Regions from separate parts of the Homo sapiens genome. Here region 2 is linked to region 1. A link is an interaction called in ENCODE POLR2A ChIA-PET data of the cell type or tissue named here. Cell type or tissue: Panc1. All regions are shown on one strand. Each heading gives the region's core, and the rest is flanking DNA. Links, peaks and the distances in the headings are about the cores only.

Region 1 (4,376 bases), core at 155-4,154:
AGCCAGGGAGACCAGGGAGATGGTCGCGAGAGGAGGGACTACAGGACGGGCACCAGCCATGGAGTGGCCTGAGTGTGTTGGGTTCCAGCTGCCCGCAGCTGGGTTCCTGCGGTGACGCCGCAGGACTGAGGCCAGCCCTGGGGGCAGCTGTGCCAGCCCCTGTGGGCGAGGCTCACGGGGTGCCAGGCCAGGGGGCTGGGAGCTCTAGCTCCTAGAGCAGTCTCCAGGGCTCCATCCGCACCAGGCCCAGGTCACTCATGACGGGTGGCGTGGCTTGGTGCTGTTCCCCAGGCGCCCAGCATGTAGCAGGCACGGTGCCGGCTGCAGAGGTCCTGGAGAGCCAGGGTGGCTGGCTGGATGCCTCTGGTCGGGGCTGTCTGGCCAGTAGCCTCGGATGCCCTCATAGGGAGCCAGTGAAGCCCCAAGTGCCCTGCCTGCCTGGGGGCTGATGGGTTCCCGGCGGGGTCGAGAGGCAAGCTCTGTGCCCTGCGTGTTGAGGCCCCCTTGCTGGACACGGCTGATGGCCACACTGCCCTGTGGTCATGGCCCACAGCCGAGGGGCTTTCAGCTGCTCAGATGTCAGCACCAAGCTGGGCAGGTTAGTGTAGACGGTGCCCACCTTTGAGACCAGAAGGAAGTTGGAAGCAGGAGTGATTTTGATGATGTGAGGCCTTCAGGGAATGTCCTGTTCACTCCTCCCCCAAGAGGCTGTGGAGACTGTGGCCGCTGACCCCTGAGGGCAGTTGGCCACCCGTGCCCTCCAGGGACATGGCGTGCCTGGCGGCGTAGTGCAAAGGTGCCCTCTGCTTGCCCCTGGCCTTCTGCCTCAGGGGCCCCTGGGACACAGGCCTTCCTGGGCGAGTCCAAAGCCCACCGGGCAAGGAGAGGAGGACTGGGAGCCAGGAGCCAAGGCGGAGGCTGTGGCCAGGGCTGGTCAGCCTGGCGGGTCAATGCGGGCACCTGCGGGCTGGACAAGCTATGCTGGGTCTCTTAGGAGATGAGCTGCAGGTAGGGTGGCTTTAGCTGGACTCGGCTGTGTGTCTCCTTTGGAGGAAGGCTGGAGCTTGGCCGGCGTGTCCAGGTGTCAGGCTCCCTGGTCTGTCACGGGGCACGCCCGTCGTCTGTTGTGGTTAGAGGAGCTGGCACTATGCCTGTCATGGTGCTGGCCCCAGGTGGCGTGTGTGCTCGTGGGAGGCCTCGGTCCCCAGCCTGGGTGAGTGTTGGGCTCCCCCAGGCGCGATGGTAACCTCAGGCCGCTCTTCCCGCTGTGCCCTTCTGCAGGTAACTAGGATTTCTACCTCAACCGCGAGACCTATGCAAGGACGGTGTGGACCAACTCGCGCCCGCGGCATGGTGCCCGCCGGCCTGCCGGGCTCCCACCCCTGGACGGCAGAGGCAAGGACGGACGGGAGCTCCACTGTGAATCGGCGGCACGCGCCGCAGGAGGCTGGGACTGGTCCAGTTTGTACTGTCGATAGTTTTAGATAAAGTATTTATCATTTTTTAAAAAGTATAAACAATTCTGACTTATTTTATTCCATCTAAGTGGTAAAAGGCAACTTATTGAGAAATATAAATATCTATATATGAGAGCTCTATATAAAGACACGTGTCTGCAGGGCGGGCCCGCCAGCGGATTCGCCACAGCCTGCCCCGGTGCTATCTCGTCCCCAGGCCCGCGCCTGCCTCCACCCGCTTGGTGCTGACTAGACGCTGACAACGCCGAACCCCGTTCTCGGAAACGCCGCCCGGCCGGCTCCCCCGACGCGCTGCTCCCGTACCAAAGGCAGGCCCGTCGCCACCACATTCCTCGGAGGCCTCCCCGCGGCCTGAGCCCCTTCCTGAGCGCCCTGGCGCCTGCCCTGAGCTCTTCACCTTTACCCCGGCACTGTGAACCCCCAGACTGTTCACCCTCCGGGGCGTGGGTTGCGCCCTTGCATGTGAAGGGGCCTGCGCGGTGACGCAGCTGGCCATGTGCTGCGCGATGGTGCTGTGAGGACGGCGCGGGCACGTTGAACAAGTGCATTTACTTTTGTATTTCTCGGCTGTCCATGGCTCGCAGCATGCCCTGCGATGCGGGGCAGGCCTGTCGTGGGTCCCTTGGTGTTTCTGTACAGGAGAGAGTCACACTAATGAGTGGCAGTATTTTATAGAGATGTGATGAGAATTTATAAATTTCATAGATTTGACAGCTTTTATTTTTAGATGGTATAATGCACAGTGAAGAGGAAAGAAAAGCGAGGGGAAAAAACCTTATTTATTCAAACAGTGCACAAAATGGCCCCAGCGTCAGCCCCGACCCTAGACCCCTCAGTTGCAGCTCCCAGCAGCCCAGACAGAGCTGCCGGCGCCCCTGCCTGCCCCACATCCCTTCCTGTCAGGGCCACGCCTGGCACCCATCCCTTGGAGCCTGTGCTGGTTCTCCCAGCTGCTGTGGGTGTGCTGGGGCCAGGGTGCACTGCTGAAACCTGGCCTCTCTGGCCCTAGGCCCCAGGGTGACGTCGGCCCCCCACTCTGCAGCCTTGGCGGGTGCCTGGGACTGGGTGTGGAAGGAGAGGAGCTGAGGCCGGGGTGTAGCAGGCAGGCAGGGCCACTCCAGTGCTTCTGGAGCCCTGAGCAGTCAGGGCCTGGGTTGTCTGAGCAGTGGTGGCTCTGTGCCCTCCCTGGAGGATGGGATCTGGGAGTCTGAGCTCCCCGCATCTGGCCCTGGGCTGTGTGGCACTTGCTGAGCCCACCTTCTCAAGTGCTTGCTCCTGTGAGATGGCATCGGGGAGCCCCTTCCCCAAGGTGCCACAGATCCACCCTCCAGGGAGCTGCCAGCCCTGTGTTCTGGTTCCCAAGGGCAGGATGGACACACGTCACATCCCTACCACGTGGCCTCCAAAGGGAGCCACGGAGGAAAGGCTTCTGTGGTTGCTAGGTGGGGGAGTCCTGTGTGGGAGGGCCTGAAGACCCCTGCTTGTGCCTGGTGAGGGGGGTGCTGCCTCCCCCAGCCCCCAACAACCTCTCAGACCCCCACCCTCCAACATAGCTGAGTTCTGAAGATGGTGCTCCGGACCTGTCCTCTTAAGTGGTGCCCAGTGCCCTCCCCACCCCACGTTGGTGCTCTCAGCTAGAAGGTGCTGTGCCTCTGCCTGAGCCCCAAGCCCCGAGCCTGGCCTTCAGGACAGGCAGCCTGCTCTGTGTCGCCACGGGCCGGATACGCCACAGGGTTGATGGCAGAGACGGCCGAGTCCCTGGTCTAGAACAAGACACATTCTTTAAACACTGTATTACTTCTGCCTCCCTCTAGGTGACAGTGGCAGTCCGGGTGCCATCACGGGTCCTGCAGATGGCCATGCAGGGCTCCTGCCCACGCAGGCCACCGTATGTTCAGGACACGCACTGGGTCTCAGAGCCACTGGCCCAGGCAGAAGTCTCCTTGAGCCCACTGGGTCATATGCGTGTCACCACACGTGAACTAGTGTGGTGGCTGCCTGCGGACACCCTCCTGTTCTGAGCCCTGGGCCTGTGTTCTTCTCAGACACTCCCAGACTGAGGGGTGGTGTGTGGCGGGTGGCAGGGTGGCTGTGGAGACTGGGGATCTGGAGCCTGGTGCTGGCACCTGGCCTGAGTTTCCGTGGGCAGCTGGCGGGGACCTGTGCTGCTGCTGCTGACTGTGGGTGGGCGGGCGGCGCCTGGGAGTGGCTCTTGCTCAGGAATTGATAGGAACCCTAAAAACTAGGATACCCCCTCCTCGGCCCATGAGGCACGCACAGTGACTTATTTAAGACTTCCCCCTTAATTTATCTGCCCCCAGGATGCGTCAGTCTGTTCAGTGGTCAGCAGGCCCCCCACCCCCCGCCGACTGCCCTCGCCATCGTGGTCAGACCCCCCTCCCAACACAACACGCTGCTGGTCTGTGTCAGCCTTTGTAACGTGGGAGGCTCTGCCGTGTCTTCCGGGTGAACTGTATTTGGATTGCGCGCATTGTCACGGTCCGCCCCTGGGCTGCAGGCGCCCCTTCCTCTGGGCACCCCTGCATTCTGCATCCCCACCTCTAGACGCTGTAATAAACAGACTGTTTTCACTCGGACCTGGTGTGAATGGCAGCCTTTCTTCCAGGTGGCATGAGGCGTCTCCTGGCGGCCAGTGAGAGGCCCCGGCTAGTGTGTCATCGCCGAAACGGGGAGTGGAGGGCCTAGGGGTGCTCCTAGCAGAAGCTCCGGGGGCTGACACCAGGACACCCTGGCCTTGGGGAGGCTTATGAGGGCACCAGGCCACAGGCAAGGGGAGGCTTATGAGGGCACCAGGCCACAGGCAAAGTGCCTTTTGATGAACGGAAAACCAGATCTGCGACCCCAATGACATCGGCAAAGTCCTTTTCACATCAGATG
Region 2 (4,376 bases), core at 239-4,238, 200 kb before region 1:
CCTGTGGTTAGTGACAATGGCAGGAAGTAAAATTTGTGTGAGTCCTTTTATGCTGCAGAGGGAGGAGAGACATCCTGCTGGCCTTCTCCCAGTCCTGGGGCAATAAATTAGTCCTCAACACATTTTGTTTCTGTTTTGAGAGGGAATCTCGCTCTGTCGCCCAGGCTGGAGTGCAGTGGTGCGGTCTCTGCTCACTGCAAGCTCCACCTCCCAGGTTCATGCCATTCTCCTGCCTCAGCCTCCTGAGTAGCTGGGACTACAGGTTCCCGCCACCACGCCCGGCTAATTTTTTGTATTTTTTTAGTAGAGACGGGGTTTCACTGTGTTAGCCAGGATGGTCTCGATCTCCTGACCTCGTGATCTGCCAGCCTCGGCCTCCCAAAGTGCTGGGATTACAGGCGTGAGCCACTGCGCCCGGCCCATTATTATTATTTTATTGTTTTTTACAATAGAGACGGGGGTCTCACTGTGTTGCCCAGGCTGGTGTCAAACTCCTGGCCTCAAGCGATCCACTGGTCTCAGCCTCTCAGTGTTGGAATTACAGGCATGAGCCACCGTGCCCGGCCATTATTACTATTATTAATTGAGACAGGGTCTTAGTTTGTTACTAAGTTTGTTACTTAGTTTGTTACTAAGTTTGTTACTTAGTTTGTTACAGGCTGGAGGGCGGTGATATGATCATAGCTCACTGCAGCCTCAAATTCCTGGGCTCAAGGGATCCTCCTGCCTCAGCCTCCCGAGTAGCTGGAACTACAGGTATGTGCCACCACACCTGGCTAATTTTTGTATTTTTTGTAGAGATACGGGTCTCACTATATTGTCCAGTGTGCTCTTGAACTCCTGGGCTCAAGCAATCCTCCCACCTCAGCCTCCCAAAGTGCTGGGATTACAGGCGTGAGCCATTGCATCCAGCCTAAATAAAATTGTTATTATTATTATCCATCCGGGCATGGTGGCTCACACCTGCAATCCCAGAACTTTGGGAGGCTGAGGCGGGTGGATAACCTGAGGTCAGGAGTTTGAGATCAGCCTGGCCACCATGGTGAAATCCTGTCTCTATTAAAAATACAAAAATTAGCCAGGCATGGTGGCGGGCACCTGTAATCCCAGCTACTTGGGAGGCTGAGGCAGGAGAATCGCTTGAACCTGGGAGGCGGAGGTTGCAGTGCGCCAAGATTGCACTACTGAACTCCAGCCTGGTGACAGAGCGAGACTCTGTCACCAAAAAAAAAAAAAAAAAAAAGACCAAGTGCGGTGGCTCACGCCTGTAATCCCAACACTTTGGGAGGCCAAAGTGGGTAGAGCACTTGAGGTCAGGAGTTCAAGACCAGCCTGGGCACCATGGCAAAACCCTGTTTCCACTAAAAATACAAAAATTAGCTGAGTGTGGTGGCGCATGCCTATAATCTCAGCTACCCAGGGGGCTGAGGCATGAGAATCGCTTGAACCCAGGAGGCAGAGGTTGCAGTGAGCCGAGATCTCGCCACTGAACTCCAGCCCGGGCGACAGAGCGAGACTCCGTCTCAAAAAATAAAAAAATAAAAACGATGGCACTGTGAACGGGTCTGTTGACTATTTCTTGGTCTCTTGGTTTATCTCCTCCCAGCTCAGGCTTGCTCCTCGCCACAGTGGGGCTCAAGGCAGTTGCACCTCGGCACAATTTTCTTTTTTTTTTTGGAGACGGAGTCTTGCTGTCTCCCAGGCTGGAGTGCAGTGGTGCGATCTCGGCTCACTGCAAGCTCCTCCTCCCGGGTTTATGCCATTCTCCTGCCTCAGCCTCCCGAGTAGCTGGGACTACAGGTGCCCACCACCATGCCCAGCTAATTTTTTGTATTTTTAGTAGAGACGGGGTTTTACCGTGTTAGCCAGGATGGTCTCGATCTCCTGACCTTGTGATCCACCCGCCTCGGCCTCCCAAAGTGCTGAGATTACAGGCGTGAGCCACCGCGCCCGGCCACCTCAGCACAATTTTCTTCGTGGTTTTAGCTTTTTCTGGAAAATCGACTTAATCCGCCTACCACAGCCACTCTGCTTCCTGTAAGGCCACTTTCCCTGGGTTCAGAGAGAGTCCTCGCTCCTCTAGCGCTGCCTCACTTTGTAGGATTGGCGCTGGCCACACTTCTTACAGAAAGGCTTTTGGGGCCGGGCACGGTGGCTCACGCCTGTAATCCCAGCACTTTGGGAGGCCGGATCACCTGAGGTTGGGAGTTTGAGCCCAGCCTGGCTAACACGGTGAAACCCCATCTCTACTAAAAATACAAACAATTAGCCGGGTGTGGTGGCGGGCACCTGTCGTCCCAGCTACTGGGGAGGCTGAGGCAGGAGAATGGCGTGAACCCGGCAGGCGGAGGTTGCAGTGAGCCAAGATTGCACCACTGCACTCCAGCCTGGGTGACAAAGCGAGACTCCATCTCAAAAAAAAAAAATAAAAAAGGCTCTTGGGGCCGGGCGCAGTGGCTCACGCCTGTAATCTCAGCACTTTGGGAGGCCGAGGCAGGCGGATCACCTGAGGTCGGGAGTTCGAGACCAGCCTGGCCAACATGGAGAAACCCCGTCTCTGCTAAACACACACACGCGCGTGCACACACACACACACACACACACACACAGAAAAAGTTAGCTGGGCGTGATGGCCTGTGCCTGTAATCCCAGTCACTCAGAAAGCTGAGCAGGTGAATCGCTTGAATCCGGGAGGTGGAGGTCGTAGTGAGCTGAGATCGTGCCACTGCACTCCAGCCTGGGCAACAGAGGGAGACGTCGTCTCAAAAAGCACCTGTGTTTTCGGAACATTCACCATGTTTGCAGGAGCACTATTGGCACGGAAAAAAAAATGTTTTGTTTTGTTTTGTTTTTTCTTTTTGTTTTTGCCAGAGTCTTGCTCTTGTTGTCTAGGCTGGAGTGCAGTGGTACAATCTCAGCTCACTGCAACCTCCGCCTCCCAGGTTCAAGCGATTCTCCTGCCTCAGCCTCCTGAGTAACTGGGATTATAGGCGCCCGACACCACGCCCGGCTAATTTTTTGACTCTTAGTAGAGACAGGGTTTCACCATGTTAGCCAAGCTGGTCTCGAACTCCTGACCTCAGATATCTCCCCGCCTCGGCCTCCCAAAGTGCTGGGATTACAGGCATGAGCCACCACGCACAGCCAAAAATGTATGTTTCTAAAGAACAGCTTTGGGGTTTCAAAGAAATTGTGAAGGTCACAGGGTTTCCGCACAGTCCACACCCCACACCTGGTTTCTCTGACAATCTGTGTGGTGCAGTAGCATGTGCTGCTGTCTTTTTAAAGGATCCCCGAATCACTGCTGCAATGTAGAGGTGATTTTGCCATGAAGGATTCAGTTTGCTCCCACCCCTGACCCGGTGGGACACGTGGGCAGACCCCGGCCCGGGCACCTGTGCGCCAGAGCTGGTGGTTCCCTTCACAGAGGGGCAGACTGGGCTCTGGAGGCTGGGGGTGGCCTCGGTCACCGCCTGTGAAAGGCTCCCAGTTCCTCCAGCTCCAGAATTTTCCTGCCACTCTACAAGAAGAGACTGGAAGAGGGCGGGACTGGCAGAGAGGAAACCACAAAAACAGGATTGAGAGCAGCAGCTCAGAAGACAAGCTGTTCCTGGCAGGCGGCCGGGGGCAGGCAGCGGTCAGCGGGGGGGCCTGGCAGGGCTGGGCGGGGCTCGGTGCCACCCGGGAGGGAAGTGACTTGGCCTATGGCACCTCCCACACTTCCTACACACAAGCCAGGCTGGGCAAGGGACAAGGGCAACAGGCCAGGGAGCCCTGAGGATGGCCGGGTGGGGGCCGTCTGTGTGCCTTCATTCATTCATTCATTCAATCTGTTATGTGCGAGTTCACAAACTAGGACAAAGGAGGAGACAGCTGAGCTCAGCCCACCTTCAAGGGTGGCAGATGAGTAACCCAGGGCGAGGAACATTCACGGATGGTCATGCGGCTGCAACACGGCCCGAGCTCCTAGGGAGCACCTCCAGAAGTGATCCCAGATCCGGGGGCTGAAGGGTGCAGAGGAGAAACCAGGTGCAGAGGATGTTGGGGAGGCCCCGCTGGAAGGGGGAGCAGGTGCATAGGCCCGGCATCCAGAAGGAGCTGGGGCTGGAGAAACTGAGAGGAGGGCAGAGTTTGAGGGGGAGGCTTGCAGGCTGGGTACTCTGAGCCTTGAACTCCTGGGCTCATGCAATCCTCCCACCTCAGCCTTCCAAAGTATTGAGATTACAGGTGTGGGCCACTGTACCCAGACTAAATAAAATAATAATAATTATTATTATTATCATTATTATTATTATTATTATTATTAGAACCTAAACTAGGTGCCAGGGCAGCCAAGAGCACTTTGTTTTTGTGCTGTGGGCAATGGGGAGCCATGG

The links. Peaks named below come from ENCODE experiments on the same cell type or tissue, not always from the same donor. Only the 100,000 strongest peaks of a DNase experiment are listed, where the experiment ranks them.
Region 2: POLR2A ChIA-PET joins it to region 1 with 12 read pairs; 2 of 35 experiments call an interaction of 5 or more read pairs at or near these places.

The regions. Positions count from the first base shown.
Region 1 is chr19:2,228,504-2,232,879 of GRCh38, forward strand. DOT1L (DOT1 like histone lysine methyltransferase) reads left to right here. Exons shown (of 28, transcript NM_032482.3): 28 at 1,282-4,075. The coding sequence ends at 1,289. It also overlaps a transcript of PLEKHJ1 not described here. Among named protein-coding and RNA genes, the nearest start is that of MIR1227, 3.5 kb to the right of the region's middle. In Panc1, for the core only: CTCF peaks have their summits at 3,316, 3,515 and 4,146; no DNase peak of the experiment used is centred there.
Region 2 is chr19:2,028,894-2,033,269 of GRCh38, forward strand. All of the region lies in intron 1 of LOC107985278 (a long non-coding RNA gene), which reads right to left. Among named protein-coding and RNA genes, the nearest start is that of BTBD2, 15 kb to the left of the region's middle. RefSeq lists an enhancer at 1-298. In Panc1, for the core only: no CTCF peak of the experiment used is centred there; no DNase peak of the experiment used is centred there; H3K4me3 peaks cover 405 bases; H3K27ac peaks cover 491 bases.